Linked DNA regions of Homo sapiens: region 1 is linked to region 2. The links are chromatin loops, found by intact Hi-C in ENCODE. Cell type or tissue: endothelial cell of umbilical vein. All regions are shown on one strand.

What was found. A loop is a pair of places that touch in the nucleus more often than their neighbours do. Peaks named below come from ENCODE experiments on the same cell type or tissue, not always from the same donor. Only the 100,000 strongest peaks of a DNase experiment are listed, where the experiment ranks them.
Region 1: a loop joins it to region 2, with 7 times the contacts of the local background. A loop is called at or near these places in 2 of 110 quality-filtered maps.

What each region holds. Positions count from the first base shown.
Region 1 is chrX:29,475,189-29,483,188 of GRCh38, forward strand. The region is part of intron 5 of IL1RAPL1 (interleukin 1 receptor accessory protein like 1); the gene reads left to right. Among named protein-coding and RNA genes, the nearest start is that of MIR4666B, 95 kb to the right of the region's middle. RefSeq lists a silencer at 3,601-3,760. In endothelial cell of umbilical vein, a CTCF peak has its summit at 3,645 (motif pointing left); no DNase peak of the experiment used is centred here.
Region 2 is chrX:28,582,148-28,590,147 of GRCh38, forward strand. It overlaps IL1RAPL1 (interleukin 1 receptor accessory protein like 1), which reads left to right and starts at 5,299. Exons shown (of 11, transcript NM_014271.4): 1 at 5,299-5,900. In endothelial cell of umbilical vein, no CTCF peak of the experiment used is centred here; a DNase peak (open chromatin) is centred at 4,964; H3K4me3 peaks cover 3,719 bases; H3K27ac peaks cover 346 bases.

The sequences.
Region 1 (8,000 bases), 890 kb after region 2:
TTTATACTACACTGCAGGTCTGGAAAAATATTACATTTTAAATTTAATTTGGGTGTTGATTTGGACTCACTGAGCCTCTGAATACAAGCCTACTTGAGACAAGTATGTAGGATGTTCATTAGTTCTCAAATACAGTTGATTTATATTTTATAACTTGAAGTACTCCTGCTTTTTAGCATCTATGTGTGAATTAGCATATAAAGATATGAGTAATTGTTTTAATGAAAATTTCACCTCTGCACCACTCTACTGTGACTTTATTGTGAATGCAATTAGGTTTACCATAGCGTTCTCCCTGTGAGCCTGTAGATAAGGCATGGAAAAATTATTTCTTTTACTATAATCCTCCTGCTTAAATATGATAGGAAGGCACCAATGAATCTAATACCATTAATGTTCTCTCTGAACTGAAACTCCTTAAATCATAAAATATCACATAATGTCTTTTTATTAAAATATTGACATTGTTTCAAAATGTGCATTTCAGAGCAAGTTTTATATGCGTTCCTACAACATATGGGCATGTTCTTCATTTGGTCTTTCAATTAACATGATGATTAAGACGAAGCGCTTATTTCTGTTTCTGATGTGTTATGTCCCTACCACTAGTCACGTTTCCTATAATAATTCATCACACGTTATGAAGTTTTTTTTTTTTATGTAGTTTCTTTTAAGCTTTCCTTTAATATATATCTGATGATGGAGACTTACATATAACAGAGAAGTTTTCTTTTGGAAACTTAGCATGACTATATTTTAGTTTCATTAGAAAGAAAGAGAATTAAAGGATGGATTTTTAAGAATAATTCATTGTAGAGTTGCTATACTCAAGTACTGAAGCACTTTAGGACTCATAAGGGCATCCGTGTCTTGCATAATAAAGCAGCCAAGATGGAGTAAAACGTAAAAGCAGACATCGAGGTCATTACCTAATCTGGATGGATTAGCCATCCAGATGCCTGAAGGTCAAGGACTGAACAAGATATCTCAAGGTACCTACAAATTCTATGATTTCATGTTATTAGGCTACTGAGTATAACCAGAGACAAGATGGCCATGTGGTTGGAAATCATGTAGAATTACAGGTTAGCTCATAATAAAGGCAAAAACAATATGTCGGTTAGAAATTTCAAGTATAAGTGAGGCTAAAAGTATTTTGTGAATGGCATCACTCCATCTTTTATAAGATAACCCTATACATTTTTCTCTGTGTACTTCTATTGTAAATGTATAGTTCTATTATCACACTTGCCATTTTACATTATTGTCGTGTATTTATGTGATGTAAATAGTTATAGGTAAGTCTTATTTATCTGTTCTCTGTAGGACCTAGCAGGGTATCTGGTACAGTATGTATCAATAATCATTAGATTAATGAACTAATAAATTAAAAGTGTTATACCCCATTAGTAACAAATGACAAGTCCCAAAATATTATTTTATTCAAAGTATTTGATGCCTTAATATTAACTGATTTGTACAGCCCATTATACATTCCAAGAGGGCAAGGGCAGTATTAAACTGCATCCCTGAACTTAACACGTTACCTGAAACATAGCAGGCACTCAAAAATACTCGAAAAAACAAACCAATAATAGCTTTCATTTATATAGCACTTCCTATGTGCCACACATTGTTCTAGGCACTTTAAATACAGTGACTCATTTACTTTTTACCCATATTCTTTTTTTTTTTTTTTTTTTGAGACGGAGTCTCGCTCTGTCGCCCAGGCCGGACTGCGGACTGCAGTGGCGCAATCTCGGCTCACTGCAAGCTCCGCTTCCCGGGTTCACGCCATTCTCCTGCCTCAGCCTCCCGAGTAGCTGGGACTACAGGCGCCCGCCACCGCGCCCGGCTAATTTTTTGTATTTTTAGTAGAGACGGGGTTTCACCTTGTTAGCCAGGATGGTCTCGATCCCATATTCTTAACTAATACAAAATATGGGCTCTCTACATGGTATAGATCAGCTGTACTTTCAGTAAATCTGTGACTTGATTTGAAAATGGAAAAAATAGGATTCATCTCCTAAGATGTTCTGTGAATATTATATAAGGCAGTGTTTGAAGCATGCTTGGCCTAGCGTCTGGCATAGCAGAAGTTTTCAAGATATTTTTACTATTAAGACTATTATTATTGCTGCTATTATTAACCATCTCCTCCAATAGTTGGCATAAGAGAGGTTATACAATTCAGAAGACAAGAATAGAGAAAGCGAATGCTATTTGTGTCATCAGCTATTTGTTGTGTTTACATTTCTGCCCCTCATCTCTATATCCTCGTAAGCACACTCCATCTTCCAAGTATTCCTAGGTTAGGTGGCATTTAATGGTATGTGTAGACCCTGAAGATTTGATTACATTGAAAACAGCAATAGCTAACACTTCTTTAGTGCATCTCTATGTCAGTCACTCTTTTAAGTACTTTATATATATTAACATAAAAACCCAAAGAGGTAAATGCACTATTATTATCCCCATTTTATAGAAGAGAAACTTGAGATACTGAGTAGTTATGAGAAGTTACGTGACCTGTCCAGGGTCAATAAGCTGGTAAGCAGAGCAGCTGGTAGGTGAACCCAGGCAGTCTGGCTACAAAGTTCCTATGCCATGTTGCTCAGTACATTTAAAACTTCTGTACCAAAAAAATCATAAACAAAATTTTAAAAACAGATGGCAGAGTAGGAAGTTGAATTTAATAGAAAAATATCTATGCAAAATACATAAAGACTTGCAGCAAACCAAAAGAACAAACCACAAGTAATTCACAGAAGAAATACAAATAGTTAAAAATAACCAAACAACCTCACTAGCCTTTAAAGATATGCAAATTAAAACAAGATAATTTTACCCTCACAAGCAAAAATAAAACAGAAAGAAAAGAGAGCAAAACAAAAAAGGAAAGTAAAAATAGGACTTTGTTAGTATTACCTACTCAATGTCTGCTTGGTATCTCCACAGGGATATGCAATAGTTATCATAAGTTTAACACACCCAGAATTGAGCATCTGATTCCCCTTCACACCTGCTCCTTTTACAGACTTCTCTATTTCAGAAAACGTCAGCTCCATTCAACTAGTTGCTTAGGCAAAAATATTTAGAGCCCTCTTTGACTCCTGTCTTCCTCACAACTCACGTGAACCCATGAGCAAATCCTCTCAGCTCCATTTTCAAAATTTATCCAAAATTCTGCCGTGTAGTTCAGCACCTCCACTCTTGCCTCTGTCATCCTGTGGCTGGATGGCTGTGTCCCCCTGTTACATCTCCCCCTGCTTCAGCCCTTGCCCTCCTATAGTCTTCCGTTCAACAGCCAATCGGCCAGTCGTTCCTTTATGTCTCAAGACAGATCATCACTAGTCCCTGGTCAGAACACCCCCAGGGTCTTTCCATCTCACTAAAAGTAAATATAGAGTCCTTATTACCGTGGTCTTGGAGACTCTGCAGACTTAACCCCATCCCCTTCTTTCAGCCCCAACTCCTGCCTCTCTCATCACATTTTCCAGCCCTCTTCTCCCAGGTCCTTCTCTCCACTGCGATGACTGCCTTGATCTTTCTTATAGTTGGTTTCTCATCTGCTTTTTCTCTCTGCCGGGAGTGTTCTTTCTCTTAGAGCTCCATGCAGTTCACATCACTGCCTCCCCGTCTCAGGTCACCGCCTGAGTAGAGCTCCCCCTACTGACTGTTCCTGAAGATAGCATCCTGTCCTCACACCCTTCACTGTCCGCCATTCCCTGCATTATTTTGCTTCATCCTACTTAATATTTTATATATTAAATTGTTAATTTGTTTATTCTCTTCTTACCCCTTAAACTCCTTCATTGACTATAATATCTGAAAGCAGAAGTTTTTTTTTTTCTTTTTCTCTGTCTCTCACTAATGCATTCCTAGCATTAGCCCTTAGCATGTAGTATCTTTTAAATGAACAAAAGAATATTCAGCATCAGCTGGGCTCTGTGGCTCACGTCTGTAATCCCAGCACTTGGAGAGGCCAAGGTGGGACAATCACTTGAGCCCAGGAGTTTGAGACTAGCCTAGGCAACATAGGGAGACCATGTCTCTACGAAATACAAATAAAAATAATTAGCAGGTGTGGTGGCACGTGCCTTGTGGTCCCAGCTACTCGGGAGGCTGAAGTGGGAGGATCGCTTGAGCCTGGGAGGCAGAGGTAGCAGTGAGTCATGGTTGCGTCACTGCACTCCAGCCTGGGTGACAGAGCGAGACCCTGTCTCAAAAAAAAAAAAAAAAATTAGCATTGTAAGTGTTGCAAAATGTATAGGAAAGTAAATTTTCACAACTTTCTTGGAGGATTATTTGACACTACCTATAGCAATTTATTTATTTATTTTTAAGTTTCAATAGTTTGAGAGGTACAGGTTTTTTTTGGTTACAAGGATTAGTTCCATAGTGGTGAATTCTGAAATTTTAGTGCACCCATCACCTGCGCAGTGTACGCTATAATGTAGTCTTTTATCCCTCACCCGCCTCCCAACGTTCCCCCCCAGTCCCCAGAGTCCATTATATCACTCTGTGTGTCTTTGCATCCTCATAGCTTAGCTCCCACCTATAAGTGAGAACATATGGTATTTGGTTTTCCATTCCTGAGTTACATCACTTAGAATAATGGCCTCCAGCTCCATCCAAGTTGCTGCAAAAGACACTATTTCATTCCTTTTTATGGCTAAGTAGTATTCCATGGTGTATATATACCGCATTTTCTTTATTCACTCGCTGGCCCATGGGCACTTAAGTTGGTTCTATATCTTTGCAATTGCGAATTGTGCTGCTATAAACATGCACATGCATGTGTCTTTTTCATATAATGACTTTTTTTTTTCCTTTGGGTAGACACTTTTACCCCTCTCTTGTTTGGCTTCAAGCCAACAACTTCACAGAAATCAATCTTTCTTTGTCCTCGTATGTTCCCTCAATCCCTAACAAATGTTCGATGACCACTTCTTGTCCAAATTCAATGGCTTTATTGCTGTTCTATATATTTCTGACCATAAAACTCCATTTAGTACTGTCAATATCAATATTTACTTTTGGGGGCAATAAATTAGACAGTTTATTAATTGAAGCATGATATATGTATACACACACATATACATATATATATATATATATATATATATGCATACCTTTGAATGGATCTATTTATGTACAAACTACCAATGGAATTTGGACTCACAACATCGGTTATAACCAAAAGAATGTGCCATCTTGGCCTGATCTACCCCTCCTCTTTTGATATCCTTCTATGCCTATTCTTATTAAAAAGAATAAAATTGTTTTAAAAGAAAGACAATTCCACTCATTATATCACTTAATGTAATCCTTGTGTTGGCACTTTTGCCTTTCATTGATATAGTTTCAACCATAATAATATATGTAATGAAAGTTTCAAACTTTTCAGAACTGCCTATTTTTGGCGGGGAGAGGTAATGTGTACTAAAGGTAATCCATATTTTATGTAAAAAGTAAACACAAAGAAGTAAAAATCAGTTGCAATCTCATCATCTCTACACATCTCTTATTAGTTTGATGTTTATTATCTCCTTTTTTCCATTTTTTCATCTAATGGAGTCTGTTTTACAAGCTGATTTTTTATATAGTACATAATAGTTAATGTTATTAACATAATAGTTTGCTATTATGTATACTTTCATGCTATCATTTTATGGCTGAATGAAAATGCCATTTTTAACCTTGAAAAAAATCTTTTACTTGTTCTAGCAGCTTTCTTAGTTATGTTTTCTTTATTGCAAAAGTAAATATTAATAGCATCCATCCTTAATACAAATTATACTTGGTGACTCAGTCAATTTAATATATAATCCAATTTTAAATTTTGTTGTTGTTGAATTATTAGATGTTTAATGATAAATAACAAACTAAAATATTCTAAAATCAGCCAATAATTTAAGTTTGTCTTTACATTCTCTGCTTCATTTGGCTAAAATGAATACATCTTTAAAATGACTAGATAAAATGATAGTCATTTGTCAATTAATGATAACCTTTGAGGCTTAGTATAGAAGATATATTGACAAATGGGAGGCATGTGCCAAAGCTTTTTGCATTAATTGCATCAGTATGATAACTTTAGTCACTACGGTTCCTTCAAAATGTATTCACATAGGCCAACAAACCTTCAGTCATTTTAAAAAAGCAGTAGCATCTAATAGTCCAAGGCAATAGCAATCCATGCACTTCTGTGACAGAGAGGGTGTTTCAAGAATTTTGGCAAAGACTCACACTTGAGGACCAAGGCACTAAAGGTATTCTAAGCTCAGAGAGCCAACGGCCATTGCCTGCTTAGCTGAAATGAGGTGCTGGTGTGGAGAATCTGCCCTAGGTTGTATAAGCCTTGCACAGCCTGCTTCAAAAGAGAGAACTGGAGGAGATCTAGAGGTGTTCTGAGGGATGTGGTGTTATAAAGAGAGTCCATTTTAACTCTGCCTCACCCCTTTGTGGGCAGAGCTGTTAAATGGCCTGGTTGCTCCTGTTTTTCCTGCCTCGTGGAAACTAACCACCACTTAAGAAGTGCAACTACCCTGATGTGAGAAGTCTACTTGCATGGTCATGACAGAAGATAACTAAATCACAACATCTTTGTAAATTATCACATCATGGCCTCTAACTATAGGTTGGTGCAAATGTAATTGAGGTTTTTGCCATTGGAAGTAATGGCAAAGTAATATTTGCAGGCAAATTGACTCACAAAAGGCTGGGCTTCTGGGACACAGGAACAATTAAATGAAGAGGGAGGAAAAGGAAAACATTTATATGTATATGCTTCACCTTTTTAAAAAACAACCGAGAATTTGTTAACATTCATATTATACTTTTAAAGCATTTTAATTTTTCCTATTCTATAATACCTGAAGGATATGGAACAATTACACATAAACATACAGAAAATTAGTTTAAAAAACCATCCATGTTCCTTCTACTCATCATTAACCACTATGAACTTGGAATATAACCTTCAAGGCATCTTTCTGTTCAATTTATGTAAATATGTCTGATTATACACAGGTGATTAGCACAGAGGCAGCATAACATATTAATGAAGACCAAAGCTCTCAAGACCTATTGTTCAGGTTCAAGTCTCAGCATCCTCTCCCCCACCATCCCTTACCAGCTGTGTGACCTTGATTCATTTTCTTAACCTCCCTGTATCTTATACATATGGGTATGATACTGGTGTTTACTAATCATGGGGTTGTTATGAGGATATTTAATCACTTAGACTTAAGCTTTCTAAAGAACTTAAAATGTTCCTGGTACATAGTATGCACAAAGTTAGTGTTTATTAAATAGAATAATTACATTTCAAAAGAAAAATCAAAGAATAGGATAAACAGTATTTTAAAACATGCTTTCTTAAGAATGTGGAATAAACATTCCTCATCAGTAAATACACATCTATGCTATTGATTTTTAAAAGCTGCATAGAATTTCATTTTGTGGATAAAGCATAGTTCCTGATTTTCATACATTTATGTCATTCCATTTTTTGTTTATAATACATTTCAACTTTTATTACGGGACTTTCCAAACATACAAAGGTAGATCATACAGTATAATGAACCTTCCTGTACCCATCACCCAGGTACAATAATTACCAACACATGGTCATTCCTTGTAATATATTTTAAATACTCATTTTATTCCATCGATTCTGATAAGACTAAGATAATGGTCTTAAAGTGAAGAGCTTCCACATCTTAAGCAACAATATTAGGGTATTTGTGTTTACGTTAGAAAGACATGCCTTACTCTGTCCTCAAGATAATGGCTTTTATCTGATGCCAAAGTTAAAAAGATCAGTTCCTTTATTCAACTCCAGTGAACATCCTTCATTATATCTTGTTTCCTTCTGATATATCTGAGAAGAAAATGGAATAATTTAGAAGATGCCAGTGGGATAAAACACTATATTCCTAAATATAGTGCAGTTTTCAGAGCTATTTTAGCCACTGTAATTGAAATCCTCTTGT
Region 2 (8,000 bases):
CTGCCCTACCACCCCCAAAGCATTCAATGCAGGAAATATTATTATTTTACCTGCTTCAACCACAATATCTGAAGCTATTTTTTTGTGCGTTCAATTTGAAGTAGAAGATATGCCACAGGTTCTGTGTCCTGGATATCATGAAGTCTGATATAAATACATATAAAAAGTGCAAGTGGTCTATTTCAGCAGAACTCTATGCAGAGATCAGAAATTCACCAGGAAATAGGTCTTTGTAACTCCCAAGTTCTGGTTAGATTTTAATAAAATGTAAGCTTTAGGAGAGCAGGAAACTGAACTAGATATATCCATAATGATACCCTCAGTACTTTGAACCATGCCTGGCACATAGTGGGTTTCCAGGGCACATTTCCTGAATCAATTACAATTTTAATATTTCACCCACCTGAAATATTGTTCTGCGGTTTTATTTAAACTGGCTGTCAGCATGGAATGACTTCTGCATTCTCTCCTGGAAGTGGGTGAATTTCCATGGTGAGCCATTCCTCTATATACAGTTTGCAAATCATTTTGGGAACCTTCCAAATGAAAGGCACTGTATAAATATACCCTCCCACCAGCAGCCAGCCGGCTTTCCACCGGGGATGCATTTGCATCGCTTATGTACACAGTGTTTCATTTGGGGCATTGCTTTTATTTTTATGACCATAAAAGAAATATTCACAGTATGAACAATAATGTAAACTGCATTCAAGAAGATATATATTTATATATTTTTATGATTCAAAACTTAGAAATCTGAAAGAAAAGCAGGCATGGCATTTTTCTTTCCTGTTGCTGTTTGCTTTTTCATAGCATTCTTTATTATTCCTGAACTTTATGGTGGAATTTTGCTGAAATGCTCAAGTCTTTGTCTGTACCTCATTTGAGAATATGTGGTGGTGGGTTCAAATGAATATTGCTGGCAAAAGGCCTGAAAATGAAGAGTACTTGATTTTGCATTTATTCAAGGCTATAATAATAGTTTGCTTTAGCGCAGCTTTTTGTGGATGGAGGCTTCTTTAAGGAGAGAAAGAGAAAAAGAAGCAACCTCAGGTATAAAATACCTTCTAAGTAACTTAGCATGATAATCGAAACTTTCACAGATGGAAGAGGCTTTGAAGAGACGTATTTTAGCCTTCAAAACAAAAGGGGGGCTGATTTCATAGAGCATTGTGGGGAGCTAGACTTTGAATTCATATCATATGGAAAATGTTTAGTGAACTTTGAAATAAACTGCCAACAGAATTAAATCAAAACCTCTGTAAATTATGTATTTATCTACATAGAATCATCTGCACACAAAAATGAACTGAATTATAACTTCTTAATTTATACATTTCCATAATTAAATTTAAACTGAATAAAATAACCCAATTCAGACATATTTCCTAACCTTAAGGATATTCTAGCCTTAAGGATTTTATTAAAAAGAGAAGCTACTCTGAATATTCAGAGTAATTTTATATAAAAAGTATCTAAAAAGGTAGATTAAATAAAACTCTTGTTCACTTCACTGAGTGGCTGGCAGCTGAGTAGGCTCTCTTTCTCTCTTTAAAGAAGCCTCCATCCACAAAAAGCTGCGCTAAAGCAAACTATTATTATAGCCTTCAATGACGTGAAATGTGAAGAATTAAATTTCAACTACCAATAGTTAAAGACAGAATCAATAAGAACTTGAGTTCATTTCAGGTGTTGATCATTCTCTTTCGTAAATACCAAATTTGATATTTTCTCACGTTTTACTACTAAAACAATGAAAGTGATTTTTGAAACCTTAACTATAGGATAGTAATATTAGGAAATAGCTCACTCAGTTTATTTTGGGGTTTGTAAAGTGGGGTTATATTCTCCATCTCCCAAGTCAGAATATTTCTGTAGCTAACCTTTAATTTCATACTCCCATTAATACCAACCTTGTTTCATTAAAATGAATCTAATGTACAGTATCTTGACATTCTTCTTTATTACTAGAAAATAAAACAGCAGTTTCTTCAACTGAGAAAAGCTAGAAGCATGGAATTGATCTGCAGCCAGTTTTTACTACAAACCCCATAATGCTTTGCATTATAGCCTACAATCCCCATACTGCAGTGCCAAACCTACAGTTAACCATCATATTACTGGAAAGAAAAAGAACAGAATATTTGAGAACTATGTAGCATGCAAGGATTCTACTTGAATAGTAAATTATCAATTTGTTTCCAGTATTTTGTGATTTGCTTGCCTTTTCCTTTAGTAAAAAAGGCATATTTATGGATATGCACTCTATTTCCTCATCCTCAATATAATGTCGCATATTCTCAAATGATATATCAAGGTATATACTTTCCATGTCAAAGACTCTTTTTTAAAAATATCCATCATTGGGTTGTGTAGTTTTCCACCCTCCTTTGGAGGGAGGTCAGCTTTATTCAGATTTTAAAATAAAAATCACAATACATTGTTGAATGCTCTAAACATCTGCAAATGAGAATTCAGTGAAGTAATTAAAATTCTTAATTAGATGCACCTTGCAGCTGCCGTTAGTCTTAATTGGCAATAATGCAGCTACATTTTGTTCTGACACATATCTTCAGAAGAGTTAGAGAACTGAAGGGAGGCAAGAGGAAAATGTTCCCACACAGTTCAAGATAGTTCGCACAAAGAGGATCCCATGGCAACAAACAGCGAGGCCCACAGTTGGCTCTGTAGGATCCAGGAATAGACAATGCTTCACCTCAGATTCAAACAAACACTTCCTTTCCTGGATCTGATCATTTCATTTGAAATGAAAGCACTTTAAATCATCTCTTGAAATAGGATTGAAGTGGTCAAATGTTCACCTGTGTCCTCGAGATGCTTTTCAAAGCTTCTAGATGCTCTCTGCAGCCCATGTCAAGGTAATAATCATAACTCCTTCTCTGTGTACAGTAACAAACTGACTTGCAGAACATTTCAAAGAGAGGACGTGATTTTTGTACCATATGGAGCTGGACAGCACGTTGGCAACTGGTTAATTTCAACCTGTCATTTTATAGACAAGGAAACTGAGGCCAAGAGAAATTAAAGTGATTCCCTTGGGTAATTATGGCTACTTAGGAGTAGAATTTAGACTCAAATCTAGGATTGGAGCCTACGGTCAAGACGTTTACTTTTAAATTTTGCTTGAAGCAATTACATTTACACTTGTTACTTGTGCCCCCCTCCAGGTCTGCTTGAGGTCTATTCACATTCAACTGGGTCAACTAGAGGACTGTGATGGAAGGTATAGAAAATCTAGATCACTCACGTTGAAAGGAGGGGAATATATTTCCTCTTCACTTCTAATCTTCAGTTTAGGCTGAATTATAGCATGTGGGGAAGAAGCAGAGGGAAGAAAAACACTGGCACAGAAGATGTGAACATGGGTGAGTTAGCTTCAAAGAAACCTTGTAAGACTTGCCTACCGACTTTAACCACATTTTCCCTCTGCTTAGGTTGGAAATTTCAGTGTACTGCTCCTTTTTTCGAAATACAGTTTTACCTCCCTGTCTAGTCTCCCTGCCTGCTGTTATTCTCACCTGCGCGCTTAGTTTGTATTCGTTTAGCTCACATTTTACCTAATTTTTAAAGTGTTTTCTTTATCTTGATGCGTGTTTTACTCCCCAAATTAAAACAGTTCTGAAGGGCCAAGGCTACTTTACCTATTTATTCTATTTTTGGTTTATCCGGTTAAGCCTGCCATTACAAAAGCTTGTGGGATACATTACAAAATGGGTTAAGGTTTTTAAGTACATGGGCTGCCGGTGTTGAATGGGAAAGGTTGCAGGGTGGGGAGAGGGAGAGAAGTAACTAGAAAAGCGGCTCGCTGCCTTTTAATCATCCAGCCTACTCAGCTGCCGGAAACTGACACTGTTGCTGCAGTGTAAACATTAACATTTTTTAAGGGTCTTGCTACTCCAAATGTGGTCCACAGCCCAGCAACATTATTATGGGCCACGGGCGAGCTTATTAGAAACGCAGGGTCTCAGGCCTCACTCCAGATGTACCGAATCCGAATCTGCATTTTAACAAGACACCCAGGTGACGGTGTGTACATCAAAGTTTGAGAATCACGGAATCACATGTGAGTGTTATACTATCCCAATGTAAATGGTCAAGGACCTTAAATTGAGCAAATAACCTAATGTATTTACCCGTACCTACTTTGACCCTCTTTCTTCATCACAAATTCATCTCAGAAACCAGCAGCGAACTCTTTTGCAGGGAACTCAATTACGCGGTGGATGGGAGGAGGATCCTCTTCAATACCCTCCCCTCCGCTCCTCCTCCCACTCCCCACCCCCACCCCGCACTCCCAGAGAGCCTTCCACAGGCACCCTTCTCCCAAGCCCCACTCACTTAGGGAAGATTTTGCTCCTCCCCCAAACTGAAAGCGCGGCTGTGAGGAGGGTTACTGCTTGAAGGACTCACAGTTTGCATATCAATACAGACAGAGGCACTTTTGCAAAACTGCCCTTTAGAAACAATTATCATCTTAGCACCTGAGGTTTGTTTGGAGCAGCCCCCGCACCCCTTCTCTCTTGTAATCCATCTTAAAGTGATACGGAGAATGGGGGCGTTGGGGAGACAGTGATGGGGGTGGGAGGGTCGCGCGCAATAATAAATCTGCTTCAAAGAGAAGAGATGAAAAGGAGGTTATCAAGAGTGTGTCGGCTTAGGCATCACTCTCTGTATCTTTCTGCTTCCTAGAGAAATGGAACCATAATTCTAAGGTGGCTAAGGCAAGACTGTATAAGCATCCAAATTTGCCAGTCTGCTTTTGCCTGGAAGAACAGATTTCCGTTATTTGAAGCCTCCCAGGGTCCTTTCCAAAAGATTCCCAGGCTACCTTCCTTCCACTTCGGTCTTCTGAGAACTCAAACTCGCAAAGCGGTGGCTGTCTGTGGATTGGCTAGTACTAAAATATCCATTGGGTGGCAGTAATACTATCCTCTTTATGACTTGCAGCAAACCAGAGAATGCATTCAATCAAATGAACCGATCTTGTAGAAACACTGGAATCATTTATGCGTTGCAGTTTCTCTTTCTTGTTTTCGCTCCTTCTTCCCTGGGATATTTTGAGTGGATTGTGGCTATTAATCAAGATCTCGTGCTATTCGTGTTTTGCTTGTGGTTTTCGCTCAGGATTAGCATCATTCAAGGCAAACGCAAAGCTGCTTTTCCCACCCCCCCCCCCGACTCTTTTTTGAAAAATCATTTTTGGGGGCTGCTGAGGAGAGCTAGGACCCAGGAGACACCTTCCCAAACAGCAGGGGTTGTGTGCTTTCACATAGCAGTACTGTACAAGGAAAACCCCGTCGGATCTGTTATTGCGGGATACTTGTGAAATATACATAGGATTCTTTCTTATGGCTGCATCCCGGATCTGGAAATTTTACTTGGGGACCAGGAGGATTTGAAAGGCTGCATGTACTCAGAAGATTTGCAAGCAACACTCCAATTCTTGTCATAGAGCTCGCAGACTTCTCACTTATCGGCTTTTTTCCTTCCTTATTTTTTAAGAATTATTCTTATTTTCCCCTCTCTTTTTCTGCTCTCTCCTCTCTCAGTCTCTCCTTTTCTATCTGCCTCTTCATTTTTCTCCTAGTCTGTTTTTTTTTTTCCTGCTCTGCACCTGGATTGTATCTTCAGCAAACAATCGGGCACTTTGAGAACTAACTGGAGACAGTCTTGTAGGGAAGATCTGTATGGAATTATCTGCTTTTATGGTGAACTTGGCATTTGTGAATGGGAATCTTGTTCACAATATTAATTGCTAGCAAAAACAAGAAAAAGAACACAGGAGTAAAACGTGGATTTTTCTGAATACGCATTGTGATGACCAGCAATTACCTTACCGACTAATATCCAGAGGAGAATAATTTGGAAGACTGTTGTGGGTAAGGTCATTTTATATATGCAAACCCATCAGTGGCATGAGCAAACTTGGGCATTTGTAATGGGAATGGGTGACTTGAATGATTGCTGCATCGCATTGATGGCTGTGATGTGGCCGTTATTGGCACTGAATGGAATAACTGCAGTTGGGTGTGTTGATATGTGTGTGTGTGTGTGTGTGTGTGTGTGTGTGTGTGTGTGTATGTGTGTGTGCGTGTGTGTGTATATGTATGTGTGCCCGTATTCTGAGTGCAATTGAAAATCAAAGTATCACTCTCTCCCCCAATTATTTTGATATGGAAGAGTGTCTTGAATTAATTCTGGGTAGACACTCTTTGTTTGAATGTAATATTTGTGGCCCCTGCGTTCTGGAAGGGGTAGCAGCAGTAAAAGAAACACTTAGTGAAGAGCCCCATTTAAAATGAAACGAGCTACTCTCTATGCATTAAAAGAAATATGTTTTCAACTCAGTGCAGCATTCTGCTGCATTTCACAGCCGCAATGGGACCAGGGACATCCCACTTGTCAAGTTCTTAAACTTTAAGGTGATAATCATCGTTAATTGTTCTCTAGGTTGTGGTTACTGGAGATTATTAAGCGCCCTGGGCTACTTTTTTATCTACTGGATTATCACTCAGAGTGAAAAAAGGAAAAGAAAAGAAAAAGCTAAAAATGATGGCTAACATAGAGAAGAATAAGGCAACATTATCTTAAATATCACCACAGTGCTTTCTTTCTCAAGTTCAATTGCCCAATAATATAATTATTTACCCAATATCCTAAATAGCTGAAGCTGAGACCCACGTGCAGGGGAGTCGAAGGTCTGAAAGCAGAGACCGTCCTTTTATTGCAATGCAGCCAGCTTGGGAAATGCAGGCAATTAATTACATACTTCCCCTAACCTTAAGTTGAAGATGTGTCCTGTCTGCTACATCTATTTTACCCTTTCGGTAAAAAGTTAGAGACTAGAACACTAAGGATGTTTAAGCATATTCTGCCTGGGAAATGGGATAAAGAAATCAATATTGATGACGTGGTTCAGTGCACTGTACTGCAATGCTAAAGTTCCATATTCAGTGCCTGTGATGAGAGAGTGGAGCATTTACATATGTTATAAATCTCACCTGGTAGATTGATCCAAAGGGGAGGGGAGAAGATATGTGGATATGTAGGAAGATGGATGGAAGTCGTGCATAATCGGTGATTATGTAACTTCATTACATCAGCGAGTTTCAGTCAACGATAGTGAGATGAGATGATTGTATAGAGAGAGGCTCCATCACCCTGTTAACTTTTGAAGGCTTGTAACAGCTAACAGAGGAGGAGGGCAGAGAGAGATTAGCTCCAAGGGTCCTGTAAACCTTGATCTCTATGGCAAATTTTGCATGAGTTTTCTCATAGTGAGTTTCGGAGGGACATCAGATCATATAAGCTTTAGGGCTGGACAGGACCAATTTTAGCCACACCCGTGGAGAGTCAAAATGAGTCTGCGATGTTTCAGAAGTGCCCCATTGAGTAACTGGGACTGATGATTCCAGCCAAGGTCATAGTTCTTTACCCTAGGATTGAAATATATGACCCCAACTGAATGGAAAGTTAAATTCATTGAAATGATGACTGTGAACGGAATGAATATTTAGGGTCCTTTCTTGCATTTTTCCTGGTAGAGCTTGATGCAGATTTCAGCCTGGTGGTTCCCTCATAAAAATGATGATTGCTTCCACAGCGTGTCAGAAATGACTGTTTTGTCCCTTTATCTTAACCATGACAATCTCTTTCTGGGCCATTTTAACCTTCTGGGAAAAGAGAAGTAAAAGCATTCAAAGGTAACAGTACCCTGTTAAATTACAAATTAAATGGCACTGGATTCATTATTAACACAAATCCCAGAAAAAAAGAGCAATCCATGTTCAAGTTTCACTTATTGAATGGCTTAAAAGACAGGTTGCAGCTGCCAAAGACTTTTACCATCATATGAGATAAATGTACTGTGCTCACTGTGCAGAGAAGGGAATACTGCAGAATAAAATGTCATTTTCCCTCATGTTTTATCTGGAGTTGTGATTTTTTTTAAAGAAGATACACATCAGGTCCTTTTGGCC